Regions from separate parts of the Mus musculus genome. Here regions 1, 2, 4 and 5 are each linked to region 3. The links are chromatin loops, found by intact Hi-C in ENCODE. Cell type or tissue: left cerebral cortex. All regions are shown on one strand. Each heading gives the region's core, and the rest is flanking DNA. Links, peaks and the distances in the headings are about the cores only. Region 1 has its middle 26 kb from the start of Gm35420. Region 2 holds the start of Gm42092 (a long non-coding RNA gene). Region 3 holds the start of Crhr1 (corticotropin releasing hormone receptor 1). Region 4 has its middle 10 kb from the start of Gm51921. Region 5 has its middle 31 kb from the start of Arf2.

What was found. Hi-C counts contacts between places; a loop is a spot of excess contacts. Peaks named below come from ENCODE experiments on the same cell type or tissue, not always from the same donor. Only the 100,000 strongest peaks of a DNase experiment are listed, where the experiment ranks them.
Region 1: it touches region 3 in a loop (3-fold over the local background); 2 of 42 quality-filtered maps call a loop at or near these places.
Region 2: it touches region 3 in a loop (4-fold over the local background); 2 of 42 quality-filtered maps call a loop at or near these places.
Region 4: a loop joins it to region 3, with 2.1 times the contacts of the local background. A loop is called at or near these places in 2 of 42 quality-filtered maps.
Region 5: it touches region 3 in a loop (3-fold over the local background); 2 of 42 quality-filtered maps call a loop at or near these places.

The regions. Positions count from the first base shown.
Region 1 is chr11:104,001,021-104,007,255 of GRCm38, forward strand. No RefSeq gene overlaps it. Among named protein-coding and RNA genes, the nearest start is that of Gm35420, 26 kb to the right of the region's middle. In left cerebral cortex, for the core only: no CTCF peak of the experiment used is centred there; a DNase peak (open chromatin) is centred at 2,547; H3K27ac peaks cover 980 bases.
Region 2 is chr11:104,071,614-104,077,848 of GRCm38, forward strand. It overlaps Gm51921 (a long non-coding RNA gene), which reads left to right. Exons shown (of 2, transcript XR_003949778.1): 2 at 1,105-3,090. Gm42092 (a long non-coding RNA gene) reads right to left here and starts at 1,526. Exons shown (of 3, transcript XR_880241.2): 1 at 1,441-1,526. In left cerebral cortex, for the core only: no CTCF peak of the experiment used is centred there; DNase peaks (open chromatin) are centred at 3,322, 3,642 and 3,958; H3K27ac peaks cover 1,020 bases.
Region 3 is chr11:104,129,173-104,135,407 of GRCm38, forward strand. Crhr1 (corticotropin releasing hormone receptor 1) reads left to right here and starts at 3,609. Exons shown (of 13, transcript NM_007762.5): 1 at 3,609-3,932. The coding sequence starts at 3,900. In left cerebral cortex, for the core only: a CTCF peak has its summit at 2,761 (motif pointing right); DNase peaks (open chromatin) are centred at 2,777, 3,092, 3,615, 3,892 and 2 more places; H3K4me3 peaks cover 2,674 bases; H3K27ac peaks cover 1,754 bases.
Region 4 is chr11:104,051,945-104,058,179 of GRCm38, forward strand. No RefSeq gene overlaps it. Among named protein-coding and RNA genes, the nearest start is that of Gm51921, 10 kb to the right of the region's middle. In left cerebral cortex, for the core only: no CTCF peak of the experiment used is centred there; DNase peaks (open chromatin) are centred at 534, 2,373 and 4,180; H3K27ac peaks cover 594 bases.
Region 5 is chr11:103,994,327-104,000,561 of GRCm38, forward strand. No RefSeq gene overlaps it. Among named protein-coding and RNA genes, the nearest start is that of Arf2, 31 kb to the left of the region's middle. In left cerebral cortex, for the core only: a CTCF peak has its summit at 3,237 (motif pointing right); a DNase peak (open chromatin) is centred at 3,258.

The DNA of each region.
Region 1 (6,235 bases), core at 434-5,433, 130 kb before region 3:
TTTCCCTCCAAGGCTGAACTTCCTGCTTCTCTTCCCATGCTTGAGTCCTTTTTGTACCACGGGTTGAGCACAGCGACCTCTATTGAGAATGGTTCCCCTTCTAGCTGGGTGTCAGAACCCTGGGGTTTCCCTCTTGGGTTGTTGCTGTTCTATTTCATCCCCATTCAGAGTTGGGGGGCCAGTCCATGTCCGTGCAGGACACCCTTAGACCAACATCCTTGTATCTAAAAGGGGGCGGGGCACTTCTGCTTTCAGAGGCAGCTGCTCAGTGAGCTCAAACCGCATGCAACAAATTGCTAATGGAACGTATATTAGGCAGCACCCACATCTATTTTGAGACAAGGTCTGTCATTGGAGCATGACTAAGTAAGGCTAACCAGCTGCCCAGTGAGCGCCTCTACCTCTCTGGTGTTTAACACCATTAAAACGTAAAGCCCAGGTGTTTTTTTTTTTTTTTTTTTTTTTAAAGTGCATTCTGGATATTGAACGTAGGTCCCTGTGCTTGCAAGTATTTTGTCGAGTCATCTCCTCAGCTAATTCAGTAGGTTTTTTTTGTTTGTTATTTTAAGTAAATTTTCAGAGATGAGTACCCTTTACCACATCCTGATTTGAACGAGTCCTTTCTCTTTTGTTTAGGCTCATGGGTGACACATCTCCTCTTGACGTTTTTTTATCCTTCCACAGCTATTACTGACCAATCTTGCGGCATTTTCGGTTCAAGTTTCTCTCTGTGCTGGTCATTATTGCTGACCTGGCATCCGTCTTTTCTGTTGGAGATGCTCTTCGGGCTCTTGGCTGTGCTCTGTAGCACCAGGAGTGATGTAGAGAGACAAACTGAATGAAGTCAAGTGGACTCTGCATGGTTGTCAGCTGCCATTGTACGTTTCACTCGCAGAGCCAGAGGACCTGGCCACTTCTTTGGGGGCAGGGGATCCCCAGTGTCAGCAGCAGCGAGTCTTGTCCAGGGCTATTTTATGTACCTGGGGACGTTGGGTAGGAAATAGGAGAGGAGAAAAGGTTCTGATGTCCTATAGCACAGCTCGGTACCAGCGTTAGCAATAATTTACTGTGTATTTCAACATGGCTGGAAAAGGGATTTTAACTGAGTGTAGGTGGGAACTTGGGGTGTCCGACTTTTTTCTTTTGATTGACTCAGAAAATCTCAAATGGCCTTGAACTCTTTATGTAGCCAAGAATGGCCGTGAACACCTGAGCTTCCTGCCCCCAGCTCCCAAGTGCTAAGATGACAGATGTGAGGTGGCTCCTCATACCAACGTCAGCACGTCACCCAGGTTTTCCTTGGTACATCTCCTTCCTGTCTCTGCAGTGCCCAGTACCTGAGATTTCAGGCCGTGCCAAGATTCCACAGCTTGTCTTGGCTCCATCCTCACTCACATCCTGGGTGGGCACATGGTCTTCCAATGCCTCAGTGCCCATGAGGCCTCCCCCTGCTTCCCAGCTTCAAAACTCTCTTGACAGCTTTGATCTTGTGCTGGAAATCCCCCCCCCCCCAATTCCTTTTTTCTTGTGGACACATCCCTTCCATCTCCTTTGATTCCCTCGCCTAAGTCACATTTTAGTAGGGTTTCTGCAAGAAACAAGACATTCATGTATTTGATTTGCCACCTTTGAAATATGGAGGTCAAAGACTTAAGAATTTTAAAACATGAATTAAATTTTTTTGTAAGATAATGCGCAAAAAAAACCCCATAAAAATTAGACACATTCTTGGGGTTCCTTGGGATGTTTCTATACACATGCATTTTTGCTTAAATCAAGTTCAGTGTAGCTCCTGACACATTGTTGCTTAATGCTGAAAATATGCCAGATCTTTTTATTCTCTAGATATTTTTGATATTACACGATCTCCTTCACCCTTCTGTGACACTGCCCTCCAGAACTTCTCCCTTGTATCTACTGTAATTTTACAACCATGGCTCACCTCATTGCTTCTCTCCCCAGTACCTGGAAACCAGTATTCTTACTCTAGACTTCCATGAGATCAACTCTGTGTGTGTGTGTGTGCACACAAAGCTTGATGTTGAGTGTCTACTTCAGGTGTCTCTGTGTTAGTTTCTGAGACTCTCTCTGCATCCCCAGCGCTGAGGTCACTATACCTCTGAGCCCTGTCCTTAGTCTTTTGAAACAGAATCTTGCCACGTACCCAGACCGACCTGAAATATGTGCCTCTCCTTGCTCCCACTTCTCAAAAGTACTAGGATCATAGGACTGTGCACCGAACTTGGCTTATTTGTAATTCACTTCATTAATTTGGTTTTGAAGTTTGGGGACACTTTTATTAGGGTTTAAAAGAAAACCCCAAGGCAGGTAAATACGTGAATCTCCAAAGCTCCCCAGAGGAGGAAGATGTGAGAAGATCGGCTGTTTCATAAGCAGCCAACGTGGCAGAAGATGAGTAGTTTCAGAAGCTTCAGAGGAAAAGAGAGCCAGCCCAGAGTGTCTTCGAAAGCATGTCCAGGCTATGGCGATATCCAAAAGAAAAAGGAAGGCTAATGCTTTTCTGAGCAAGAAGAGTGGGCGGGGTTAGCACAGCTACGTGGCGGTAGCTCCATAAGCCACTGCCTATTTTTATTTATTTATTTTAGGAAACTCCATATTGTTTCCCATATGGCTGTGCTAATTTACGCTCCCAGCAACAGTGCACAAGCCTTCCCTTTATCTCTATATCTTCCACTGCCCTTGTTATCTTTGGTCTTTCCAGTATTAGCTCTTCCTGGCTAGAGCCGGGCACCAGCTCCCTGCTGTTTTGAAAGATTAGAAACTTAAATCTACATTGTTGTTTTGCAACACAAAATAGGAAGCGGGAGACTTCGCTTACTCTGTATTGTACAAAGCTGGGCAGCAACGACTTCTCAAATGTTAAGTTACTAAGTTTTTTTGTTTTTGTTTGTTTGCTTTGTTTTTCTGGGACAAAGTTTCACTGGCTGGTCTGGAACTCACAGACCCATATCTTTTGCCTCCCGAGTGATGGGATAAAAGACATATGCTTCCACACAGATGTATTTTATTTAATTATGTGGCTCTGTCTCCATGTGGGTATTTATATGTAAATACAGGTGTCTAAGGAGGCCAGAGGCTTTGACTCACGCAGAGCCAAGTTACAGGCAGTTGTGAGCCATCCATCATGGCTGCTGGGGACAGAAACCAGGCTCTCTGTAAGAGGACACTACTCATTCTTAGCCTCTGAGCCACTTCTCCAGACCTACACTAATTCTTAGAAAAACAAAACAAAAGATTTTAAAGAAATGACTTAGTTGTTAAGAGCAAATACTGTTCTTCCAGAAGACCCAAGTTCAATTTCGAGCAGCCATGGACGGTTGCTTACAACCACCTGTAAGTCCAGCTCCAGCGTGGTCCAGTGCCTCTGGCCTCTGCAGGTACGCACAGTCATGTGCACATATCTACCCCCTACCAACCCACATACACATAATTAAAAAATAAAATATTTTTAAAGTGAGCCTGGAGAGATGGCTCAGTGGTGAAAAACACTGGCTGCTCCTGTAGAGGACCAGGTTTTGACTCCCAGCATCTGCATGGTGGCTTACAACAGTGTGGAACTCCAGTTCCAGGGGATCCAGGGCCCTTTTCTGGTCTCCACAGATACCAGGCGTGCACATGGTATACAGATAACACGCAGGCAAAACAGTCATACACAGAAAAGATTTTTTTTTCCATTGAAAATACTGTCAGGCCGGGCGTGGTGGCGCACGCCTTTAATCCCAGCACTTGGGAGGCAGAGGCAGGTGGATTTCTGAGTTCGAGGCCAGCTTGGTCTACAGAGTGAGTTCCAGGACAGCCAGGGCTATACAGAGAAACCCTGTCTCGAAAAAGAAAAAGAAAAAGAAAAAGAAAAAGAAAAAGAAAAAGAAAAAGGAAAAGAAAAAAAGAAAATACTGTCAGAAAATGGAAGAAAATCCTGAGAAGGGACAGGAGTTGATTGGGGGAATAGATCTTTGACCTAGAGAGAATTGGAAAGAGTTGATACTACTCTGTAACTGGGAGACTCGGAGACTCTGGGACGGTGGAGTGATTCATTCGAACCCAGGTTCCTTAAAGTGAGATCTACCTTGGTATCATGCTCGTATCAACGTCTAAGCTCCCATGGAAAGGTAAACTTAAGGGTAGCTGGGGATGAGTGGACAAAGGTACCAGTTATATTAGTCAGGGTGGGTTGTAGTCAGATGCTACAGTCACAAGTGAACAGTGAAATTCAGTGACTAGCTGGGCACAATAACCAGGAGGCGGCAGCAGGGGGATTGCCATGAGTTTGGGGCTAGTTAAGCAGGTAGGTCTATGCCAGTCGAGGTTTACAGGACTTTGTCACACAGACCAAAAGCACAAGACAAAACAAACACCTTGACAGCAGTCCACTTAAGGGAGGAAGGGTTTCCTTTAGCTTCCAGTTTGTAAGGAGGTGTCATCCGTTAGAGAAGGGAAGGTGTTGAGGTGGGAGCACCCACAGTCAAGAAACAGAGCAGACAGGAAGTGGAGCTGGGCTATGAGACTTCAAGCCCCACCCTGATTAGCCTACTTCTTCAAGCAAGCTTCCACCTCCTAAAGTGCCACAGCTTTCCAAAGCAACGCCATCGGCAGGGGACCAAGTGTTCAAACCCCGGAGCCCATGTGGGACATTCGTATTCAAACCACAACATCCTTCTGATTCCGGGATCTTTTTTCCCTTCAACTTTGGGGCCTCATAGTTTGAAAGCCAGGGGTGATCTGGGCATTTTGAAGACTAAAGCTTGTGCTATTTTGGGTGTCGTCTGTAAGAATAATAGTATAAGAATATACTCAAAACAGATGTAAGATGGAGAAAAGGAGCATTCGAAAATGAAGAACCTGGAGATAAATTTAAATTTACCAGCTCTGTTCTCCTTTGGCCAGGACAAACAAACCCACAACTCCCCAGAAGCCAGTAGAGTTCTTTTTGTTTTTAAGTGTGTGTGTGTGTTCAATGCACATCCACATGTGTGTGAATGCATGTCTATATGTCTATGTGCAGACCCAATTGCATGCAAAGCCGGGAGGACAGCTTTGGGTATCATCTTCAGGAATGCTGTGCACCTTCTTTGAAATAGTGTCTCTCATTAGCCTGAAGAGCGTCAGTTAAGCTAGAGTGCCTGGCCAGAGAGCCCAGTGATCCTCCTGCCCCCAGCTCCTCAAGCGCTGAGATTTCATAGAACCATACTGAGTTTTTATGTTGGTGCTGGGGGTGGAACATGGGTTCTCCTGCTTGCAAGGTAAATGCTTTATGGACTGAGTCCAGTCTAGTAGACTTCTGTTTTCCCTCAAAAACTTGCTCTTCCACCTTCTAGATCATTTTCTGAGTGTTTCCTTCCCCAAATCTTACCACTGAAAGATTTTGAGTGCTCCCACGAGGTCAAGGAATTGTGCTGGCCTTTCCCCCACCTGCCTCTGGGGTTCGTCAATTTGGCACTGACCTCATTTGGTTCTGTCTGGTTCTGGCTAAGCATCCTGCCTCCGAGCTGGAGTCTGAGCATGCAGATGGTGACAAGGGAGAGGAGGGGAGAAGAACAGAGCCAGATGAGAGAGCGGCACATCTGGCACAGCACATCTGGGATGCAAGCAGTCCTTTGCAGGCTGCTCCTGTGTACAGAGAGGCCATTGCCCTGAGCAGGGAATCTTCCTGCCTGTGCAGTGAACTGCAGTGAGCTTGGCAGCCTTGGAAGGGGAGATTCGGCTGCTTCTTCCTGCATTCACCTGTCAGCCCGTCACCCTCTGGTGGGACTGGAGTCAAATGTTACCACACTATCAGTGGCACTGCACCTGGACACTCGGTTTGGAGCCCAGCTCCCAGCCCCATCACCCTAGTTGTCCCTGACATTGTCTGGACCTTTTTGAGCTGTCTGGGCCACCGTGTCTGGAAACCTCCAATCCCTACAGTCTGCAGACAGACTCCGAGGGCTTTATTTTCTCTTAGAATTTTTAGCCAACAGAAAATTATACACCCTTCATAGTTCTGAGGCCCGTCTCACCTGCTTAGTAACCAGGACCCACCACAGACTCCTAGAAGGACCTTGTAGGGGCCTTCATCCCCCTGAGCCTTCTTTCTAAGAAAATAACCCTGAAGTAATTACTTTACTTTAGTGCTCAGACTCAGGTCAACCTGAGCCTGAGTGTGGAGAAGCAATACAGACATCTTGTTTGTCCTTGTCCCAGGGTGATCGCAGAGCCCCCCACCAGTTGAGCACAG
Region 2 (6,235 bases), core at 402-5,401, 58 kb before region 3:
CAGAGCTACCTGGTAACAACTCTGGAGTCTGAGGGTGGTTCCTTCAATACTCCACTCTCAACCAAGGCTGCTCTCTTGGGTGCTTTTATAAGTTTCTGCAACCCAAGGAGTTGAAGGGGTCTGCAATCCTATAGGTGGAACAACAATATGAACTAACCAGTACCCCCAGAGCTCATGTCTCTAGCTGCATATGTAGCAGAAGATGGCCTAGTCGGCCATCGCTGGGAAGAGAGGCCTCTTGGTATTGCAAACTGAATATGCCCCAGGACAGCGGAATGCCAGGGCCAAGAAGCAGGAGTGGGTGGAGGAGCAGGGCAGGGGGAGGGTATAGGGAACTTTCAGGATAGCATTTGAAATTTGAAATGTATATAAAGAAAATATCTAATAAAAAAATAAATTTCTGCAAAATGTGACTTGTCATCATTTTTGGGGGACCCTGGAGTGGACTTGGCCAGAGTGATTTAGTTAAAGTATTTAATTAAATCTTGCTTCCAGTTTGGCTCAAAGCTGTGATAGTGGTCTTGTTCCCAACAATGGGGTTATCAGACTGTTGCTATGAAGAACCTGACATGGTTTTTCAGAAAAATGTGGAAGAAACTTTGTGTCTTAGAATGAGAAAAGTAGCTGAATGACGTAAACAGGGCTCACGAGGCAGTTCTAGCAGAAGCCTGAGTGGCAGTTTTGAGAGCAATGTGGATTATGAAGGCCAAGCTCAAGAGCTTGCAGAGAGGAGCCATATTAGTAACTGAGCCAGAGACCATTACTGTGATATTTTGGCAAGGAATATGGCTACCTTTTATCCATGCCTTAAGAACCTCCTGGAGGCCAAATTGAACTTGTAACAGACTATTTTGGTGGAAGATATTTCAAGAGAGACTAATATTAACTATGTCAGATGGTTATTAGTTATCATCCTTACACAGGTTTGCAGTGAAGGTGAGCAAAAGGGGCAGAAAGAAATACAAAATGCACAGTGTGGAGAGCAAAGGACACTGACAAGTTTAATGCTATACAGCTAAGGCTTATGTCAGAAAAGAGGTTGTAATTGGTTATATTAGTGCCATTAAATATATATATAATCTTTTTTTTCCCTTTCCAACTCAGAAGCGGGCACCTAGGGGGCAAAACCTGGAACGCTTCAGGAGCACCTCGAGGCTTGCAAGAAACAGAGCGCGTGCACACACCAGACGGGAAGGGTATGCAACGCCACCAGCCACATTCCCCGGCTCGGGGAACATGGTCAAGCGAGACACGACTGAAGTGAAACACGTAAGGGCAACCGGGCGCCTGACGCGTCCACAAGGACCACGCGAACCACTGAGAAAAGTGCGCGCGGGTCAGCGCTCGGGCCAGAGAGCCGCACCCCTGCCTTCCACACACCACCGGCATACGGATGGGATGGAGAGACGAGGGGCCCGCTGGCAGAACGAGAAGAGTGACCGCCATTCGCCATGAATGTCCGTCCCTCGCCTGGCGCGGCTTAGACCCTGGCCCGAAGAGAACTCAGGAGCACCACATCGATCATATTAGTGCCATTAAGGTGGGGTCCGATCTGCATTGGAATAAGAGGGATGCCCTCCATGCAAGACACCACTCAAGCAAGCCTCCAGCCATGAAAGACGAAGAGCTAAGGAATACTCTGCCCCTGGAAAGGAACAACAAACAAAAGCTGCAGCAAATGTGTTTCGGGGTAGCCAAGGTCCAGCCCATCCTGGGAGATGAAGCTGCCTTAGTGCTGGCCTTAGGGTTAAGAAGAACACAAAAGTAAAGGGGGCCATGGAATCGTGCCCTGTGGTTACAGAGCGCTACTGAGGCCAGGCATATAGCAGGGAAGGCCCTGCATGAAACACCCGAGAAGCCGTTGCATGAAGCTGTGAAGCCTGGGTATGTACGTTGGAGACAGCAACATATGTGGGACCCCAATATATGGGGTGCCCGAGCTGGGAGACATCTGCCAAGGAGAGCTGCACAGGAGGTGGGACCAGCCCAAGAGAAAGAGATGTATCTTGGAGGCAGCAAAGCTGGAAGGGTGGAGCCACTGAAGGCCTTTGACATCAGACAGAGTTCCAGGATTCAGAGTTGCCCTGTTGGGTGTTGGTCTTGTGTTGGTACAGCGTTTCCTTGCTATTACCCAATTACTAGCTTTTGGAATGGTAATGTATGTTCTATGCTATCGTATGTTGAAAGTGCATACTTTTTTTTATTTTATAGGGGGTTACAGTACAGATATTGCCTTGAATCTCAGCAGAAAATTGGACAGTGGAGTTTGTTGGGATTATGAAAGACTACAGGGATTTTTGAAGTTGGATTAAATGCATTTTGTCTTATGATGTAGCCATGAGACTATGGAGGCCAGGAGGGAAAGGTGTGGGTTTGAATGAGATGTCCCCCATATTCTTAGGTCTCTGAATACTTGGTTCTCAGTTGGTGACAGTGGGTAGGTTTAGGAAGTATGGCTTTGCTGGAAGAAATTTGTCACCAAAGGGCAGGGTTTGAGCTTTCAAAGGCCATGTGATGCTCTCAGTGCTCTCTCTCTCTCTCTCTCTCTCTCTCTCTCTCTCTCTCTCCATGTCTCTTTCCTTCTGTCTCCATGCCTCTCTGTGTCTGTCTCTTCTCTCTCTGTCTCTCTTTATCTCTCTGTCTTTTGTGTCTGTCTCTCTGTGTCTCTGTCTCTCCTCTCTAAGTCTTTCTGTGTGTCTCTGTCTGTCTGTCCCTCTGTGTGTGTGTCTGTCTCTCCCTTTCTCTGTCTTTCTCTCTGTCTCTCTGACTATCTCTCTGTCTCTGTCTCTCTCTGCTCCCTATTTGCAGTTTGCTCCTGCCACCTGCTACCTCTGCTCTGCAATCACGAACTTATCCCCCTAAAACTATAACCCAAATAACCCCTTTCTTCTCTAAGTAGCCTTGGTCGTGATGTTTTGTCATAGCAATAGAAAAGTAAGACACAGCGTGTAAGTGTAACACACAGCGTGTAAGTCAGGCTGCTTTGATTTCACATTTGTTGGAAGTGAGCTACAGAGCAACTTTGCATTCTGGGAGCAGTTATCCGATGAGTTTAATAAATAATCCACTTAAGCCAGCCATTAGAAACTACACATCTCTAACTGTTTCTACTTTTGTTCTCTTCTTTCCCTCTCTTCCATTGATGAGTCTTTTTAGTTGTGTTGCCTTAATCACTATAGCTTTGTTCTATTTTAGTATTGGTAGGTGTGAGCCCATTCTTCATTTTTTTTTAAAAAGAATGCTCCTCTTTATTCTTGCTTGGCTATATTTATATGCATGGGCTTTATAAGGAGGCTGACTCATTCCAGAAAGGAAGAACTGGTTTCAGAGATGGTGTGGTTGAGCAGGGACTGCCACTGCCTGCTCTGGTCCTGATGCAGAGTCTTATCAGAAAGAATGAGACCTTGATGGACAGCTCCAGCTATCCTGGGGCATTCTTCCTTCTCTCTTAATAGCCACGGAGAGATCTCTGGAGGATAGAGAGATGAAGGAGTCAGCAAAGGAGGATAGGAAGCCAGAGAAAAAAGAAAGGTGAGAGAGAATCTTGAAAGCAAGGAAGAGAAGAGGCAGCCATGGGGCTAAGGGCATCACTCTCTGGAGGAAACTGCCAAGAGAAGCAGCAAAAAACCAAGGAGGGAGGGATCCTTGTGACAGCGGGAAGAGTGGGTGAGTGAGAAGTGGGGCTGCTGAGAGCACTGCATGGGATTGGGGTGGCCTGGAGCTGTGCTCTTAGGGCTCTTTAAGAAGAAGCTGGGCAAATACAATAAAAGGAATCAAAATTAGGAGCTCTTAGCAGCCTATCAAGGCCTATGTGAAGGAGGTGACATCTCAAGTCCCTGCTACAACAATACAGGGGTCTGCTGCCTTCAGGGAACCTCGAGGCTGAGTGGGCTTTCTGATTGGCTCACAGGATCAAGCAGTACACATCCTCCGGAAGGAACACAGAGCTGTGTTCACAGAGCTACACGCAGGGATGTCTCTCCTCTGGGGCTGCAGCAAGCATTGCATTGAGGAGGCGTCGGCTCAGCTTCATTAGATGTTCGGATTCTCCACACAGAAGACGGTGGTGTAAGGCTTTGCTCTGGAAGGCCAGTGCAGCGTCAGAGATGTGCCAGTATGGGACTCAGTAAACACTGGAGAAGGACGGAAGGCTGGAGGAGCCAGATGTGGCGGCTCAAACACAAGGGTCCAACAGGGTATGTGGATGAGAGGGGACCCAAGAGCTCTCACCATAAGCTTCAGTGGCCCAGGCAGAGCCTTACAAAGGAATTCTCACTGGGAGAAGAAGTCTCTGTGCCAGCGCCCCGTAGTGCAGGTGGAGAGGGCGCTTTTACCAAGTCACACTGTCAACCTTCCCAGCAGGAGCCCCTATTACTCTCTACTCTCAAAATGGCCCCTCCTGTGTTCTGAGATTTCACACGGCTTGGAAGACAAGATTCTGCTTGCCCACCCCATGGCTGAATATGCTTTTTCGCTCGGCAGCTCAGCTCGAATGAGGCCCAAGCCCTCTCCCTGCCTCCTAACTTTCTGCATGAACTACTTAAGGCTCAGAGAGTGCTTTGAGGATTCCAAAGCTACCCGATGGTGACCCCAGTTACCAATGTGTCCAGCAACACAACAACATGTCAACAAATTGAGTTTAATGGCCTAACTAACTTATATTAGTGATTCATGAATCAGGCAGCATTCCATCTATGGAACAGGAAGATGTCGGGCCGAGGCTGGTCACTTGGCAGGAGCAGGGAAACAACATGGAAGAAAAACAAAACAAAACAAAACAAAACAAAACAAAACAACCCATAGGTTTGTTTACCAGGTGTGATGGTTCAGCATAATTTTCCCAGAGGCTCCAGAGGCTGAGGTCAGGGGTATTGCAAACCTGAAGCCAGCTAGGACTACATAGCCAGACTATCCGGACAATAGACAAATGGACAAACAAGCAAATAAATAAAGGTAGGAGCTAGCTCAGTGGTAAAGTGCTTAAGCCAGCCTGGACTACATAGCCAGACCATCTTGATAATAAATAAATGAAGAAAGAAAGAAAGAAAGAAAGAAAGAAAGAAAGAAAGAAAGAAAGAAAGAAAGAAAGGAAGAAAGGAAGGAAGGAAGGTGGGAGCTAGTTCCATGGTAATGTGCGTGCCCTGTATGTACAGATCCTGGGCTCAGTCTCCACAGCTGCTAAAATCAACAACTGAAAGCAGGTTCCTTTCCTTCTAAAAGTTACTGCCATGTGGCTGGCCTGGAGCCCTGGCTTGCCCGCCCTCATTTCTCACAGGTCAGATGTAAGAAGTAAGTAGCTGAACCTCCATTCGGAGACAAGAAAGCTTAACACAAGTCACTCCATCTTGAGTTGTCTATGGAAGTCTCATGCCAGAGTTCAGACTAAGTCAATGGCCCTTCATAAATCTTACTGACAATAGAATGTGGCTCTTTTCTCCCGGCAGCTGAGCTTTTCCTATGTCTGGGCTCCCTGTTGTGTTGTAAAGCTAACACCATGCCCCAATCCTGCCCTTCTCCCTGTGGGTCCTGCCTGCTGGATGCCTGGGTAGGCAGGTAGGGTCATTTTCCATCCTAATATTCAGTACACCTTGATTTTAAGGGCTGTTTATTTCAGTAATAGTGGATGCTGTGTGTGTGTGTGTGTGTGTGTGTGTGTGTGTGTGTGTGTTCATATACAACATGTGATTTGGGGAAGCAAGCCACTGATACAAATCTATAGGGTGTAAGTGGGCTTTAGTAGAAAATGTTCTTGCTGAAAATTAAGCTCTTTCTCTGGAAATCTCTCTCTAAGCCTTAATTTCTCAGTCTCTTAATAGAAGAGGTTGAATTAAGCACTCCCCCAGGGCCCCTCTAGCTTTGTCCTGCTCTGATTTTTCCTTTACTTTTTTCTTCAATTTGTGTTATTTATTTAGTCTTTCAAAGTTGTATGTGTGTATGGATATGGATATGTGTGTATATGTGTATGTGTATATGTATGTGTGTGTATGTATGTGTGCATGTACATGTGTTTGTGTGCATTTATGTGTATGTGTGTGTGTGTACATATAACATATTTTGATCACACACACCCATCATCCTCTCCCTCCTCTCACTTTTCCTCTTCCCCAATATTCCCCCTCTGTCTTAGTTAGGGTTTTTATTACAGTGATGAAACACCATGAATAAAAACAAGTTGGGGAGGAAAGGGTATATTTGGTTTACATTTCCACATGGTAGTCCATCACTGAAGGAAGTC
Region 3 (6,235 bases), core at 352-5,351:
GAGAGATGGCATTGCACATAAAGCACTTTACACACTGTATTTACTGAGAGCAAGGGGCATATGGTACTGAACAGATACATCCCTCCCTCCCTTCCTCCCTTCCTCCCTCCCTCCCTCCCTCCCTCCAGATCCTGCAAAAGCCTTGCCTCCTCTATAGACTCTTCCCTATTGGCCAGGAAGGATTAATATTCCTGCCTCTGTGGCCATAGTGTGCCCTGCCTATTGTTGACCCAATTTTGCTAGCTTTTAATAATTTATTCGAGTGTCTGTATCCCACTCCAAGCTGTGAACACCTTGAGGACTAGGACCCTGGCACATTAATCATTATTAGCGTTGGCATCCCACGGTGACTGGCATATAGTTGCTGCTCATTAAATGTTTGTTGATTAAGTGGAATAACTAACACTGTCTCCCAGTGTCCCTGGGATTTTTAAAGACAGCTCTCTCTGCAAGGCTACTTCCCTGGCTCCATCCTTGAGACTGGGGCTACGGCAAGTATGATCTATACACTGATGTGGGTCTGCCAACTGTGTTGCCAAGGTGTGACAAGCTTAGCGGAAAACAGAGAATAAGCATCCAAGCATGTCAAAGCAACCTGGTAGAGTTGTGTGGGTCTACTGGATCCTCTCGGGCTTTAATTGTGCCTTTATTTTTATTTTTAATTTCACTTCCTAGTCACTTATTCCCATTGTATTTGCAATAGCGTCACCTGTGACCAATTAGAACATTAAAAATAGCTAGGTTTGATGGAGCGTGCCTGTAATTTCAGCACTTGGGAGATTGAAGAAAGAAAATTGTCATGAGTTAGAGGTCAGTCTGGGATAGAGAGGGAAATTCCAGGAGAGCCTGGGCTACTGAGACCCTGCTGCAATAAATATTAGGCCTGGTTCTTAGTCACAGGTAATCTGAGAGGAGTGTCACACACACACACACACACACACACACACACACACACACACACACCGACTTTACATCTATCTGATATCTAGAAGACTGTTTGGGTTACGTATGCTGCTCCTTTCTTTGGAAGTGTTACTGGAGAGAAAGCTGATTCCTGCTTGGACCTAGACTGAACAGAGGGCAAGGAGGGTGGGGGGGATAGAAAGAGAGTGTGGGAAGTCTCCATCTGGGGAAAGAAGGCTCCTCTGGGAAGAGTGTGGTGAGACTGTAGGACATGCCCTGAACATCAGGCTGTGGGGACGGGATGATGGCAGACATAGAGCTGCTACAGAGCAGAGCAGAGCCAAGCTTTGGAAAGTAAAAGGTTTGCAGTTTCCAGACAAATACAAGGGGATACTGTGAACTATTGAACTGTGGCTCTCAGAACAAGTTGGATCCTGGCATGAAACCCAAGCCCCGGCTTCAGCCTGGGGTCCTGACAGAGGTTAGTTAGGTCAGGGAATTAACACAACCAGGGTGACTGTGTTGGACACAGCTGGACTGGCTGGAGACACTTCAGGGAGGAGGCTCAGAGCCAGAAGAACCAGAGGCGATTTCTGTGAACTGATGGCATTAGCATATTTAAAGATCATGTCAAGGGGAGGAGGGTGAGCTCAGAGCCAAAATCTGCTGCTTACTGAGCCCCAGGAATCAGAATCCAGAGAAGGGCAGCCCTGGGGCTGTCCTTCCTCCAGGGACTGTGCTCCAAGGCCAGGACTGAGATTTGGCCCTGGGGACCAGCTAGCCTCCCCTCCCCTCCCTCCTCCCATCCCTCAGTCCAGGGTTCCAGGGCCCTTCTCAAGAATTTATTTCCTGCCAAGGATTTCCTGGAAGAACACCGGGCCCACTCTATCTTGATGATGACCATGAGAGGAACTACATATCAGACACTACGCCAAGCACTTCCTCACGAACAACCCTAGGAGGTGCGCCTTCCTGTGTCTGTTTAATAAGCACGAATATTGAGGCCCCCGCTAAATCATTTTCTAGAGCTCTTCAGTTTGAACCTGGAAGAGCCTAGACTCCAGCCCCATCTGCCTGACTAGTAGGCTACCTGGTCACTCTGCATTTCCCTTTTGCTGGTAACAGCGGGTACTCTAAGTCGGCAGTCTGGTTAGTATGTCCAGACATCCATCTCTCTGGGGCTGACTGATGTGAGTCACTGCTTTGAACTGAAGACTTCAGGACTTTGCTTCACTGAACTGTGCATGCACAATGGCTAAGCCAATGTGACCAGTGGGTTTAATCAATGATCCGCCCGACTCTGCACCCCTACCCCATCCGAGCCAAGACCGCCAGGGACACTGAGTTGGGAATTAGGAAGGAGGGTGCCAACTGTGGGGATTTGGACAATCCACGCTCCCCTGTGCCTCAGTTTCCTCACTAGTAAACTGTCACATGACCTACAGCAACTCCAGCTCCAAAATGACTATTGCCTGGGCCTCTAAGCTGTGGATCTTGTCCAGTGTGCTGAGAACACAATGTAAGGAAGGGGAGTTGCACAAAGTAGTGTCCAGAGTCGCCAAGCTCCGCTACATTTTAAAATAAGCTGGTTCCCCCACTAGGACCTTGCCTCTCTCTTTGTGCTTCTGTGTACTCAAGATGGAGACCCGGACCTGAGAGGTGAAGATGTTTCTACCCCGACACTCCTTTTCTCCTTCTCTATCTCTCGCTGGGGAAGGAAAGGGGGATGGGGGAAGGAAATCAAAAGAACAATCCACCTAACTGGCCTGAAGGTGGCGAGAGCTGGTTTTAAGGCTGGAAGTGGAATTAGAAAGCCAACCTAGACGAAGACCCGGAGGTCTGGCGGGACAGCCCGCTCCAGCCCCGAGAGCTTGGCCAAGAGGGGGCGCTGTGGCCCCCTCCACGCCCTTCGGGCTGGATTCCCAGCTGCGTCCACAGCGTTGCGGCGCAATGCGCGCCCTGCTTTCCCCTCCTTACAGACTAGGTGCCCAGTCCGCTGTCACCACTTATCTTGGGGCCTGGACCAAAAAGACAGACGTTCAGTTCCAAAAACGAATGAATGAATGAGTGAACGAACGAACGAAGGATTCAAAAAGGAAGGGTTCCCGCCGCAGAGCATCAGTGTCCCAGCACATCCTAGGTGTGTTTAGGCCAAAGGCGCGCGGATCGGGAGGGGGATTCGGGCCCGGCCTCCCCTCCCCACTAAATTGGGGGCGGAGGTGAACCTCCTGGATGGCTGCAGGGCGGGAACCACCCAAATGTAGTTCTCAGCTTCTTTTTCCACGCAGGCTGAGTTTTGTGGAAATCGCCCTATTCCCCAGCGCCTACTAGCCTTCTAAATCCCGCCCCCCGAGCCCCACAAGTACCCCGGGATCCCCCGGACTCTTTTGGTCCGGACATCCAGCCTCACAGGAGGCTAGAGAAGAAAGGCTGCCTGCTCTCCAGCAGCCGCCTCCCGGATCCCCGGTTTTTCCCTAGCTGCGGTGGCAGCCGCCGCCGCCTGTGCGCCCCGCGCACTGCCGCAAGCCGGGGTGCGGGGAGAGGGGGTTCAGCACGGCCAGGGTGCGGGGATCCGGGCCGGGGTTGGGCAGTGGACCGAGGAGACCGGAGCCTGCAGCCAGCGGAGGGGCGAGGAGCGGAGGAGGGACAGGAGGGGAGCGGAGGGAGAAAGAGGAGGGGACACGAGGCGAGGGGGCGGGGAGCAGAGGCGAGAGGCAGGCGGACCGTGGGGGAGGCGACCGGGCTAGGCGGGATCCAGGCAGGAGAGAGGTAGCTGTGGGCCCAGCTGAGTGGGGAGAAGGCGACCAGACTTGCTCGCGCAGGGCGAGCCAGAGCCTGCCGGTGGGGCGGGGCGGGAGGGTGCGAAGCCGGGCGCCTGGGAGCAGCTCAGCGACCCGGGAGACTGGCCGCCCAACGGAGACCGCAGCCGCCCGCTCTTCGCTCTGGGATGTCGGAGCGATCCTGGCATCCAGGACGCTGACAGAGCGAGCCCGAGGATGGGACAGCGCCCGCAGCTCCGGCTCGTGAAGGTAAGAGAGGACCGACCTCCGGGTAATCAGAGGCGCTCCGGGCCGAACGAGCGCGGGACAGGCGTGGGCAGGGGTGCCGGAGGAGAGGATCGGGGAACCCGGCGCCACCCGGGAGGTTGGGGTTCAACCTGACGTCCTCTACCTGGACCTCTAAAGCCGGGCTTCGGAGACAGAGGGACAACTCTGGTGGAAAAAGAATGGGTGATGGTGAAACCGCTGCGGCGCCAGAGGAGGAGGGGGTCCGCCCACTCGAAGAACCGGCTTTGCGCGAAGAATCGCTGCAATCTTTGGGGCCGAAGCGCCATCCCCCTTAAGGCTCTGGATGGGATCCTGTCCCTGCTGGACACCCTCCGAGCCGGCCCTGTCCCGGTCTCAGGCGCTCTTTCCTGCCGGTTTTCCTCCGTAGAAAGCTTCAGATTCCGGAGATAGATGCGGCCCGCGAGTCGCGGCCCTTCATCGACTTAGCATCTCTGAGAGGCGATGGTGCGCGCACCCCAGTGTCCGGCCGATCCTCCGGGGTGCCACAGCCCCCCGGAGCGCAACGCATTCTCTCACTGGGCTCGCTCCTGCCACCGGGCTGGAGAAGCGGAGTTTCAGAAAGTCTTCAGAAGGCGTTTACAGTGCCTACTGGCTAAAGTTGGGGGCGATCTGGGGCTGCGCGGGGGTGGACAGAGCCCGGGAAGAGCTAGGTGCTTCGCAGCCAGGCCCGCAGCCTAAGGACAGGCGCCACTTCGCCGGCGCGTCCCGGAGCGCGCGCGCTCACTGGGTACCAGCACCTCAGCCCTGGTGCTGGAGAAGGTGAGTGGGCCTGGCGCTGCCGCCCGGCAGCCCCAATTGCCATGCCTGGGTCTCCGGACCGCTCAGGGCTGACATGGACCTCCTGAACCACAAGCCGAAGCACCGGGTTAACTGTGGCCAGGAAAGGCGATTGCGTTCAAAAGATCTAAGTGGTTGGGAGGAGCAGTGCGAATTGACTGGCTTTGATTTTTCCGTCAGTTATTAAGCCGACTGCTTTTACTTGTTCGAAAAGCATTTGAGTTAAACCACCACGCGTTTAAAATGTCCCCCCTCTCCACATACTCAAAGGTTGTCTTCAAATCTAAGGGAGTCTCAGTGAACCTAAGGGCTGGAGCCAGAGATTATTTTTGGGGTGACCAAAGTCTTCTACAAAGAAGTTAGGGAGACTCTTGGAGGTTGTATAGATAAGCAGCAATGGAGGTCTTTTCCCAAGGATTCCTGTGTACTGAGCCTTGATCTAAATTCACAGGGGTTAAAAATGAAGCCTCTTAAGCAAATTCAAAAATTTGGGCTGTGGATATTTTTTTTTTCAAGTTTACATGGAAATCAATGAAGGTTCTTTCTGAGGCCATTCTTAGAACCGTGTGAAATGACCTGTTTGGCATGTTCACAGTTTCTTAAGATAAAAGGTACTTTTTTTTCCTCTTGTTCCTACTGGCTAGTGGGAGTTGGGGGACTTGTCTTACATGATACATTCAGCGTGTGCCCAGGAAATGGGGAGTGAGAGTCGGTGACTGTGATATTTGTGTGGTCTGTACACATTTCCCAGTGTTAGTCTCGTTGCTTTATAAATATTAAGTCATGTAGTCGTCATAATAGTCCAAGAAGTAAGAATTATATCCTAGGCATAGAGGATTGAGCCTACTTGTTCAGAAAGCGGCACCATGAGCTTGTCAGTCAGCAAGCCTGACCGTGCCCTTAGCGCCTGCACACAGATTTCAAACCCAGTACTCCAAGCCTAAGACTCTGTTTTGTTAAATTCAAACTTAAATCTCATGCTTAGTGCCTACCAGCTGAGAATCTGAGCGTTTCATCAGTTTGAACATATGAATCTAGGGAACTTGGAGATCGTGCAAAAACCAGCTCTTTCACTGATGATTGGCAGGCAAGCTATGCTTGGAAAAGGGTCACTCGGGGGCTATAGTGTGCATTTCTCATTGAACTTGTTATAGAACATTGTGGGAGAGTGCAAGAAAGATGAGGAGTGTGTGTGCATGGGTGTGGAGTGTGTGTGTGTGTGTGTGTGTGTGTGTGTGTGTGTGTGTGTGTGGTGTTTATGGATAAGTATAGAGAGGAGAGTTAGTCCCTCTTCTTATGACCCATCCACTAACTGCTCTTCCTAGGGACATATCTAATGCTCTGGTGATAGGTAATTCTGGATAGTGACTGTGTGGAGTGAACTAGGCCCCTGTGTCTTCTTAAAGGACAATGAGTGTCCAGTGACTTCCAGGGAGGCCAGTTTTATTGCTGCTGTTATTGTTTATAGCAATTTAGAAGCATTAGGC
Region 4 (6,235 bases), core at 410-5,409, 77 kb before region 3:
CCAGTCAGAGTCATTCCCTACCTCAAGACCATTCCATCTTCAGAAAGCCTTCATTTGCCATCCATCCCTTTGCCTCAGGACAGGATAACTGGAGAGTCCTCTCAGGCCTGCGGAGTACCTGGCCACTTGAAGCTTCGTGTGGTCCACCCCTCTGTCTGCCTTATCCACTTCCTTCGCTTTTCTCCTGGGCCCCACCCTATGGAGTTGATGCCAAAAGCATCCTCCATAAATGTGCTGCATGTAGATTTTTACTTCAGTCTGTTTCCCAGGCAACCCAATCCAAAGAGGTTGAGAAACAAGGGAGAGGGAGGGAGGGAGGGAGGGAGGGAGAGAGGGAGAGACCCTAGCTCTGATAACCACTAGAAGCCATATTCCCATTCATGCAGCAGTGGTACATGGGGATATTGGTCTGGAAGGATTTCTAGGTTATCTTTGAAGCTAGGACATAGGTAGAGGGAGAAGAGGAGGCTAGAATGTAATAGCATCATTGTGTGCCTTATGAGTGATAACTGTTCTGTCTCTGTTGCTGAGTAATAGCCATGGCAAAGACACAGTCACCAACTAACTAGGTTTCTGAAATTACTGGGCAGTGCCAATGTGCTAATTCCAGCTCTGGACCAGCACTGCATGACCTTTAAAGGGGCAGTTGCTGGCTGAAAATCATGTCTTGTCCCTGCCACATGATATTACCCACTGGCACCACAACCTCAAAGAGATGCCCATCTCCCTCTGCCCCAGCTGCCACATTAAAGAAGGGTTAGCTCCATGTTGTGATTCACAGCCTTTGCCCAGAGCCTATCTCTTCATCTCTTCTGTGTGTTTTCTTTACACCAACCTTGCATCTTCTTTGAATGGTCCCTGAAGTCTCAGCTGCTGCCCCTGCCCTTGTCCTACAAGTAAGTCTTTGTGTGCTAAAGGTCCTGGACTTCCACAACTGATGATGTCCTCAGCCTTGACCTTCTCCTCATGTGTCCTTTCCCCATGCATCATGCCACAAGGGGCTGCCTAGCTCAGTCTAGTGCAGCCCCTGGCTCTGTCTGTCACTGCCACATGTGCTCGAGTGTGCTGCTAGCCTGTAACTTCATGGTTATAGACCAGATTCAGCACTATTGGGATATGTGCAACAGCCCTCCAGGGAGATGAGTCTAGCAGGTGTATGAGGTGGATGGTCTATCTTCCTTAGCATATCAAAAGGTGCTGTGTTGTTGCTTCCACTTCAGGTTACTCCTCCCAACATAGCACAGCTTTGGCTCCTAGGCCATCTCCCCAAGAGAAAGGCAGGCTTGAGGAAAGGGACTCCTCAGAGAGGCATCCTTACAAAAGTCAGGAAAGAAGCTGGGTGTGGTGAGACATGTCTACAGTCACAGTACTTTGGGAGGGTGAGACAGAAGGATTGAAATTGTCTGAGCTGCTTAGAAAGACTGTCTTCGAAAAAGAATCAAGAGAGACAGGAACCAGAAATGGCCAGGGAACAACAGAAAGAAACGGCGAGCCTCTGTCCAAGGTGCTGAATGGGCAGTGCGCAGAACAATGAGTCTCCGTGGTTCTGCAGTGGGCTTAGCACTTGGCTGTCTGCGACAAGGAACCCAAAGGAGTTGGGAACCTGGCTTCTGCCCTCAAAGGCCTTTCTGGGAGTGTGAGTACAGTAATAAACTACAGGAGAAAACACAGGAAACGATCTTAATAGCCCAAATAATGATGCGCTTCAGAAACCTTCACAGAAGAGAGAGATCTTGTGGTCTTAGAAAGGGCAGACCGTTTTTTTGGTATAGGCCCTTTGAAGGGAAAAATAACAACAACAACAAAAATAAAAAAGAACACCACTTTATAATTAAATTCAATTTCTTTACTCTTTATCCCATTATTTTAATTTAAATTTATTTTATTTTATTCATATAAGTATGTGCGTGTGTGTGTGTGTGTGTGTGTGTGTGTGCACCACATGCCCTAGGGCTGGTGGAGGTCAGAAGAAGGGACCAGATCACCCCAGGAGCTGGTTGTGAGCTACCATCTTAGTGCTGGGAACTGAACCTGGGTCCTCTGGAAGAGCAGCCAGTGCTCTTAACCACTGAGCCATTTCTCTAGTCCCATTTTTATCCCCTCTTTTTTCAGGAGTAGAAAGCCTAAAGGTCTTGGTACAAATCTATCTGGTTTAACTGCAGTAGTTTAAATATAGGTGCTAATGCTATGTTTGAAAAGCAAGCATGAAACTAGATTTTCAGCTAAGTCTTTTTAAGAAAATGACCGGTGAGTAATTTTTGCCTGCAACTTTGAGCTCCCCCTCCAACTAAGGATTGTGAGTGTCCTCAGAAGGAGGTGGTGCTCGGGCATCTTCATCCAGGCGCCGTGTTTTTGTGGTGATCCATTCATTCAGGAGGAAAGGAAATGCTTCAGCTCCAGCTTTAGAATTGGGAGAATTACTATTCATCAGCTCAGGACACTGATCGCTGGCCACTTTGCTCTGTGACTGGCAGGCAGGTCACCCATCCGTGGCTCTCCGTTTCTCTTTAGAACAGAAAGAATTGGATAGATGATCGTGCTGATTGCTGCAGATTCACTCCACCTCTTAACTGTACTGACACTGGATAAATATGTATCCCCATCCAGTGGCTGCAGCCTTGCCCTGCTGAGAGTGAACACTCAGAAAATTCTCCATCCACACTGTTGTTCTCCTCCTATCCTCTCTCACAATGACCTTAGTTACAGTTGAACCCTTGGGAAGCTCCCCCTTCTGTTTCTATTGACTCCCAAGGGAGAGAGTAGGAGACACGACGGCATAATTGTCTTACCACCCTGGGAGAAGATGGGATAGATTTTCATCCTTCTAGATAAATTATCACCACCAGGCTTTGTGAAAGGATGGGATGCCTTCCAAAAGGAACGTGGTGTGGAGGGAATGGTAGCAAAATGAGACTTCAACTCTGGGGCTGGGGATGTAGCTCAATTGATAGTGTATCGAGCATGCAGGAAGCCATAGGTTCCATCCCCAGTACCACATATACAAGGTGTAGAGACACTTGCCAGCAATCCCAGCATTTGGGAGGATCAGAAGAAGTTCAAGGTCTTCCTCAGCTACATAGTGAGCTCCAGGCCAGCCTGGGTACGTTGGCCCCTGTCTTAAAAGAGAGGAAGAGAAAAGAAGACATCAACTCCAGTATAGCAAGTGGAAAGATTGCCCAAGAAGTACTGGGTGATGACTGGTAGGGCAATGGAAGAACCATGCACTGCAAAGGTGATTGGGAAGTTGTGCTGGGAGCTCAAGTGGGCTCTGGGGACCCAAGGGGGCGCAGGTGTGAGATGTTTGGTGATGTAGGACTGTGCGGTGGTTGATGTCAGAGTTGATCTGCTGTAACAGGAGCAATCGAGACATCAGTCATGAAACAGGGTCTCTGTGGGTTGGGTGTTTGTCTTGGGACTCCCAAAGCTTGACAGATTTCAGGGGAGTTCATAAGTTCACGTGACTGTGTGTGTAAGCATGAGAGGCGCAACGGAGAAGGGATTTTGTTTCAGCTATTCTGGTTTATTCTGAATTAATTTTAATTTGGTCAAGTGTATTAATTTGATGTTTATTAGTAATAAGTAATTAGTTCCAACTCAAGCCACGGCCCCCGGGACGAGCCGTCAGGCTGTATAATTGTCTCCCTACAAGGAAGAAGGAGAACAGAGCTTAAATATTTGGTGAACACTACATTGGAGAATAGAAGTGTTTTTTTTTTTCTTTTCAGTCCATCAACTTGTTATTCTCGATTGCTGTCCCAGCAGACTCCACATACCCAACCCATCCCTGAGAGTTCTGCCACACTGGTATAACTGTGGAGGGGAGAAAAGATGCCACCCAGAGCCTCGAGACCCTCGGAAGGAACCCAACAACACCAGCATGAACAGCGAGTGAGTGTCAACAGCTGCCTCTCACCTGTGGCACCAGACCATCACCACACTACTGTCTAGGTGTTAGAGCTGCCCTTGGTGAACTCCCATGAGCCTTTGCCTTCAAGGTCTCAAGAGTTACCCCCTCTAGGCCCTATCACTCGTTCTTACTCAGAAGCAGCACCGCTGGCTTTGGCTCAGCATTTCTGTCCCCGTGAGTCCCCTTTGCACCAGGGGCTGGAACCTGCAGAAGGATGAGGAGGCACGTTGGGCCAATTGGCACTAGTGACTCACTGTGAGTGGGAGCAGATGACAGAGAAAATGACTCAGCAAAGGGATGTGGGTGATGCAGGGGGCTCACACAGCCTCACCTGCCCGAGGACAGCTGCCAGCTCAAGGGACTGCCCACTGATGTCAGGTGGCCTTAGTGACCCTTCCCAGCTCGGGCCTCTCTCTGAGTGGGAGTGTACAGTACATGGCCTTTGGTGGTCCCTTGGATATTCTGTCCTGGTTTCTTTGGCTCTTCTTGGCCATCAAGATTGGAGAAATGCCTTGGGAATTTCCAGCCAATGGCCTCCCACCTACAAGGTCATGGAAGGGCTTGAGCTGGCATACGATATCCAGATCTAAGTTTGCCACAGAGAAAGACTCTAAAGTGACTGTTTAGTCACAGACTGTGGCAGTGACACCCATGTGGCCTCTTGTGGAGTCTGAGGGGAGGGATATACTCCTGCATGCTCTGGCTGCTGCCTTCCTTCTATACCCTACACCTTGGCAGGAGCAGGGAGACACAGAGATCTGAGGAGGTTGAGCTATACAGAGAAGAGAGTGGGGCACAGACTTGGATTTGAGAGAGCCAAGTTCAAGACCTAGCTCGGCTCCTTAGTGGTAGTGGCAGCCATGCAGACAAGTGATAGTCCACTCTGTGTCCTACCCAGGTTGTAGTGAAATGAGAGTGTTCATGAAGCTGAGTATGGTGGCATACACAGTATTCGAGAAAGAGAGGCAGACAGATCTCTATGAGTTCAAGGCCAGCCTGGTCTAAATAGATGCAGAGGAGGAAGAGAGTTTGCACCATGATTCGGGGGGCGGGGGGAAGGTGACCAGCCATGTGAGATCTCTGGCGCCTACGGCTGCTTCTCCAGACAGGAGGTTAGGGTGTTGAGCTGGGACTAAAGGTAACTGAGCAACTGAAACTAGAGCAGGTTGAGAGGTGCTGAGCTAACAGTATTGGGAAGAGCATGCTAGCCAAGGAAGGCTTAGAAGACCCCAGCAACTGAGCCAATAAAGCAGGTTGAAATTGAGCAACGTGTGTGTGTGTGTGTGTGTGTGTGTGTGTGTGTGTGTGTGTGTGTGTGTGTGTGGTGTTTCATCCACAGATCCAATGTTCTCTGGGCGGGGGCTGGTACTGTGGTCTGCTCAGAGCTTAAGCAGGATTTGCAAAAGCTGCATGCTACAGATAATCTTTGTGGTCCCTACCCTGACTCGACCCCTGTCTAGAGCAACCCCTGAGTCACAGCGGTCAGATGAGGTAGGGAGAATGGAGGAGGTTTCTTACAGGAAGTGAGTCTTGAGCTGGGTTCTCAGAAATCAGGCAATGAACAATGCTGGCCAAGGCTCAGAGGAACCAGGGATCTGGGGTGGGGGAGAGACTCTTGTCTATTGGCACAAGAGACTAGGGCAGCTTCAATCCCCTCAGACCTTCCCTTCTCAATCTGCCCACCTTGATTCAAACTGTATTCTATTCGTGGTGTGTTCAAAGGCTGGAGCTGGGCCAGCGGGGTACCCTGACACCCTCTTGAACGGTTCTATTTGTCTGCCATCACACTCAGCTGCCTTCTTAACCTCTTCGCATGACATAACTCTCTGGTTTCAGCTTCCATCCTCATCTCTAGGTTCTCTGAGACAAGGTCTTCCACAGACTGGCCTCAAACTCTGGGCAACCCTCCTGCCACTCCCACCAGACTGCTAGGGTTACAGGTACATAACTGCCTCGCCTGGCCTTGCCTACAGTTTCTATGCTCTCAGACCATATGTAAGTGTTATTTCTGTCCCCATGATAAAAAAAAATACCCTAACAAAAATAACTTAGGGGAGAAAAAGTTTATTTTAGGCTACAATTCTAGGTTTCAGTCCATATAGAGCAGAAGTCAAGGCAGCAGGGATGTTAAAACAGTTTGTAACATTGTATCTGTAGTCAGGAGAAATGAGTGCATACACACTGACTGCTCAGCTCTCTCTGGCGCGCTCTCTCTCTCTCTCTCTCTCTCTCTCTCTCTCTTTCTCTCTTTCTCTTGTTCTCTCTCATTCTCTCTCTCTCTCTCGTTCTCTCTCATTCTCTCTCTCTCTCTCTCTCTCTCTCTCTCTC
Region 5 (6,235 bases), core at 691-5,690, 130 kb before region 3:
CTGACGCTTCTGCCTGCTTTGGGACCCTTTCCTGATTACTGGTTTGGCTCCTCCAGCTTCAATAGGAAGGGTGGTGCCTAGTTTTACTGCAACGTGATATGCCACGTTTGGTTGATATCCATGGGATGCCTGCCTTTTTTGAAGAGAAATGGGAGGAGGAGTGGATGGGAGGAGGGATGGGAAACTGTGTTCAGGATATAATATATGAGAGAAGAGTTTTGTTGTTGTTGTTGTTTTTAAGATCCTGTGCTTTTACAAAGTCCTCTCCCAGGACCAACCTGGGGGCAGGCAGGGTATGTTCAACAAACATCTGGTACGTTAGTTCGTGAAGTTGTAGGGATGAGAGGAGCCTGACCCTTGGAAGACTTGCTAGCATGGACAGACAGAGAAGTGAAGCTTATAGACAGCTTTATCAGGTCTTCATGAATCCAACATGGGCAGGCAAATGACAGGAGGGTTGTCACCCCACTCTGGCAAGGCTTCACATCTTACACCTCCTTTAGGGCAGGAGCAGGCAGAGGGTGTAGATCATTTGGATGATGGATGACTTTTAGGGTAAACAGATGGGCCCAAGGATAGAAAATTGCCTATATTTTTTTATGTATGTGTGTTTATATCTGGTTGTGTGTGTGCGCACTCGCGCATATGTGTGCATGTGCACATATAGGTCAGAGGTCAACACTGTCTTCCTTAGTTGCTCTCCCCTTAGTTTTTGAGACAACATCTCTTGCTAAGCCCGATGCTCATGGATTTGGCAAGGCTAGCTGGTTACCAAGCCCCAAGGAACCCCTGTCTCTCATCATTGTGCCCAGATCGTATGTGGGATCCAAACTCAAGTTCTCACGCTTGCCAGCGACCACTTAACTGCTAAGCCATCTCCCCCCTGGACATTTGTCTTTGGAAGTGTGACGGGAACTGGGATATGAACAATAGCCCAGGATAATGTGCCCAGGCGTGGTGGCATCTCTTAGTCTCTCCTCCTGGGCTATGAGTTTGAAGAACCTTCAGAGAGGAGCCTAAAGGCAATTGTTTTGCCCTTTGGTGTGTCTTTCAGCAGAGGAAGGGCCATCACAGTAAATTCTCTCTCTGGTCTCTACCAGCCCATTCCTTAAAGTAATCCGCACTGCAGGCTGCCTGTCACATATGTGCTAAAGCTCCCCGGGCTTCAAAACCAGCGCGCTCTTTGTTCTCCTGGCTGAGTGAGGTAGAGAAGACCCCGGAACAATGCAACGTGTTTTCTTTCTCGTTTTTAACCAACTGCAGAAATTCTCTAATGGGCATCTATTCTCAGATGTGTGTGTTCTCAGACATCTGTTTTGCACACAGTGACTGTTCAATATGTATTATCTGTAGTCATCTGATTGAAGACCTCCCCCAAGGAGACCAGCATCCCAAAGAAGAATATATTTTCTTTGCACCACGAAACAGACATACCAGTGATGTGTATTCGATAGGCAATTACTTGATGCTGTTGGCTAATTGGGGAGCATAACTAGGGAAGGCTCTGAGTTAGTGGGACAAAGCTGCATAAATATTAAACAGTGAGGTTGCTGGGGCTAGCCCAGCCACTTCTGAAGGCTCCACACATAGATAAGAAAAGCAGTACTACCCGGCGGGCAAGTCCGCCTTCCAGTTAGACTTCCACCAGGACAAAATTGCTATGCATTTGGGGATTGTAGCAACAAGATTCTGTCCCCAGAACAAACTTCTGCTGAGATCTGTAAATGGGTGGTTGTCTTAGTTTTTATTGTCAGCTTGATACACCCAAAGGTCACCTGGAAAGAGGGAACCTTAAGTGGAGAATTGTGCCAATCAGACTGGCTTACGGCAATGTCTGTGAGAGATTGTCTTTATTGATGAATGATGTTGGAGAGCCCAGCCCACTGTGGGCAGCACCATTCCTAGGCTGTGGAGACAGCTAGCTGAGAGCTGGAGAGGTGGCTTTTTCAGAAGACCCAAGTTCAATTCCTAAGCATCTATCTTACAACTTGCATGTTACAGCTGCCTGAAACCCCGTCTGTAGGGAACCCGGTGCCCTCTTCTGGTCTCAGGTATCAGCTCACACGTGCATATATTCACACAAACATATACCTATAATAAAGCAAAAGCAAATCTTTAAAAATGGGAATAGGAGAAATCTAATTCATCATGAGCCATTGTGCGAGCGAGCCAGCCACAGACCTCCTCTCTGGATTCTGCTTTGAGTTCCTGCTTACGTTTCTGTTCTAGCGTCTGTCAATGATGGACTGGGGCCTGGAAGAGTAAGTCGAAATAAATCCCTTCTTCCCTCAAGCTGTTTTTGGTCATGGTGTTTGTCATAGCAACAGAAAAACAAGCTAGAACAGTGGACAAAGGTGTTCCAGAGATACACTCACTATGAACCACCTCTAAGTGGTCACTTCACACGTGGCTGATTGAACACTAACCACCAATGTTGACCCAATTGGGCCACTAGCTTTTTTTTTTTTTTTTCTTTTTCTTTTTGACAGTACTTAAATATGAACTCAGGAATCTGAAAGGCCAAGTGACAGAACGCAACTCAGGAAATTATAGGTTTCATATTTCAGGAAAATTGGTGAATTTAGACGGCTTGAGAATCTCCTTCGCATGAAAGAAGACAGCCTTGGCCTCTGAATTCTGGCTGACAAGGGCTTATCGCTGAGACAAGCTCTAGAAGGGGGAAAAAAATAATGTCCTCAATTATCTTGCCAGCTTTTGAGCTGTTTAAAAAAAAATCCACGCACCCCACCTCAACAGTCCTTTCTAAGTAGCTCAATTTTCTATGTGTTGTAATGAGCTGTTCTGCCTGGGGACAGCTCAACTCTCTGGCTGGAGTGGGTTAGCTTGTCATGTGAACCGGAGACCCAACCAAGCCACAAATTCTGGCTCTTGAGACCCTCCAACCCTCAGACTTTTGTTCCATTTTCCTCTGACCACACACCTCTCTTTTCCTGTTTTCTGTGTGGAGAGAGACAGCAGGGCATGGGGATTTTTAGCAGAAGGCCCCAGCTGCAATCCTGCCTGGTTCTCTGGCTGATTCTAGCTTTCAGGAACCAGGTTTTTCCATCTGTCGAATGGGCATAGCAATACCTGGCCGAATTACCAACAGGGGGTTGCTGGAAAGGGCTGGGCCCAGATGTTGGATCTTTCATCTCTGCTGTTGGCAAACATCACATAAAAGCTTCGAGTCACAGAACTTTCAGACTGGCCTTGATAGACCCAGAGTTCATGCAAGGGCTTTCCTGTAGGTGGCGCTGTGTCCTAGTGAGCGGTGGTAGAGGTGGACCTGGGGCTGCTCCAACTATGTTCATACAGAGTTTTTTAGCTATCTGGGTAACACCAGCAGAGATTTCCTGTATGATATGTCCTGGGTATGTGTCCCTCCTGCAAGATCCCCAGCTATCACAATTGCTTTCTCCTGGGGCCACTTACCTGGAAGCAAGATTTCTCCTATACCTTCCTTTCTGTCCCCTCCAGTGAATGCAGCTGAAGGTCCTGCCGGAATCTCCTGCCCAGGCTCTACTCCCGCTTGCTAGACCCTTTATCCACGCCCAAAACGGAGCCGTTTGACCCACATTTTGCTGGTGGGAACTGTAGCCGGCAGTATGCCTGCAGCCCCTTCAGTCCCTGGGGAACCTCTTAGCTACTTGGGAGGCTACTGTGGCAAACTCTTTTGTTTCGACTTCATTTCTCAACCATGCTAATGCTGGGCAGTCTAGAAAGGAGGTGATCAAATGCTAAAGACAAAAAGGCCTGGGCTGGTGAGTTGGCTCATGGGGGAAAGAGGCTTGCTCAGAGCACCAACGATTTGAGTTCAATCCTGGGAACCCACACAGTAGAAGGAAAGCACTGACTCCTTCAAGTTGTCCTTTGACCTCCATATACATACTGTAGTAGGCGATTGTGCACACGTATACTAGATAAATAGGTAGATAGGTAGATAGATAGATGATAGAAGATAGATAATAGATAGGTACATAGATGATAGATACATACTGTAGTAGGTGAGTGTGCACACATATACTAGATAGATAAATAGGTAGATAGGTAGATAGATGATAGATGATAGATAATAGATGATAGACTATAGATAGATACATAAAAAGAAGGATAGGTGGTAGATAGATGGATGAATAAATCGATAGATAGATGATAGATTTGCTGAGCAACTCGAAAGCCCTGTAGTTCTCACCACCACAGGGCGAGCAGCGTGGAGAGAGACCCTAGAGACTGGGATAGCCATCACACAACAAGAGACAAGGCTGCTCACTCTCAGGCTCCAGGGACAGCTGGGATTCTCTCTCCCAAGAGGAGAGCAGATTGGGCAACAAAGCCAAGCCTGGGGCTGGTGGTTGCTGGAAGAGCTGTCACATCCCAAAATTCCTTAATTAGGGAGCCAAGGACAGATTCTGGGCCAAACACTGTAGGGACAGGAGTCATAAGGGCTTGGGAAGCTCTGTGGTGGAGTAGGATAAACCCCCAATCATGTCACATCCCTGAGACCCACAAAGGAACATCCTTAGACATCCCAGTGCCCCGTGCATGCTGTTCCTCTGCAGAGCCTGCCCTTCCCTACCTCCCACTGCCTTCATCTATCGCCAGTGTCCCGGCTGCCTTGCTTCTTCAATGCTCCAGGACAGAGCGGCTCTGATGCCATCTGTCACGTTTCTCACCACTGCTGTCACACTGAAAGGTCATTATTCAAAGCTAAGATGGCAGAACATGCCTGAATTCCAGCAGTCAGGAGGCAGAGACAGGACAATCACTATAAACTTGGTGCTGGCCTGGGTTACATAGTGATTTCTAGGCCTGCCTGAGCTAGATTTCTGGCCTCAAGAAAATGGAGGAGAGATGGAGGGATGGAGGGATGGAGGGAGGGGGACAAAGAAAGATTACAACTTGTTTAAGTATTTATCCTCCCACCCCACAGAGAGTGTGTTCTTGATGCATACCCAAATAGCTGGCCGATTTCTCCACATGGTTGGCAGGTGTGGCCACCATTACCTCTGCTCATGTTTTGATAGTATCTTCTTTTAGAGGCTTGGCATAGAGTCCCGGACGTGCTTGGAAGGGTAATGGTGTTTATAGACTACCAGCTGGATAGAAGGCTTTCTAGAACAATGATTGGATTTTTGGATTCCAAAGATCTAAACTCCCCCTCCCACTTTCTAATAAGTAGACAAGACCAGCTTAGATTGATCTTTCAATGGTGAGTTTGAGCTCCAACTAACCAAGCCTATTATTCCCATTTGAGACAACCTACATATCTTAAATTACTCCCATTGGAGAAGGAGGGACACAGGGCTTACCAGGCAGAAATCCAGGGAGGCACCTCAGAGGCCACCGAGGGAAAAGCACAAAAGCATTGTAATTTGATTTTGCCATGCAGAAACAAAGTGTTCCGCTTGTTTTTGCTCTTAACATGGAGAGCGGAGAACAGAAAATGATTTCATAAATGAAGAAATGAAAAGCCCTGCCTTGTGTGTGGCCAGTTAGGGAGAGACAGCAGGGGAGACTGGAAGGGATACAGGGGGTGAGGGGAAGGAAGGAGGACAATGTCAGAGATGATGGTGGTGCTGAGGAGAGAATGTCAAAGAGGCCATAAGAGAGCAGACAGAGATGTGCACTTGTGCTTGCTTATGTACGAGCATCTCTCTCTCTCGTGTGTGTATAGGCCAGAGGACAATCTTTTTTTATTTTTGGTTTTTCAAGACAGGGTTTCTCTGTGTAGCCCTGGCTGTCCTGGAACTCACTTTGTAGACCAGGCTGGCCTCGAACTCAGAAATCCGCCTGCCTCTGCCTCCCGAGTGCTGGGATTAAAGGCGTGCGTCACCACGCCCGGCGCCAGAGGACAATCTTGACAACCTTAGGTATTATTCTTTAGGCACCATGTTCTGCAAAGTCTGGAGAATGTTCTATGATGGCCTTATTTTTAGTTTTGAACAAGTGAGTTTATAAAGTATACAGCTAACTGAAGTAAAACAATAGATAGCAGGCAGCAGATGAATGGATGTAGGAGTGGATAGTGTACTGGCTGGTTTTGTGTCAACTTGACACAAGATGAAGTTATCACAGAGAAAGAAGACTCCTTTGAGGAAATGCTTCCATGAGATCCAGCTGTGGGCATTTTCTCAATTAGTGATCAAGGGGTGGAAGGTCTAGCCCATTGTGGGTGGTGTTATCCCTGGGCTGGTAGTCCTGGGTTCTATAAGAGAGCAAGCTGAGCATACCAGGG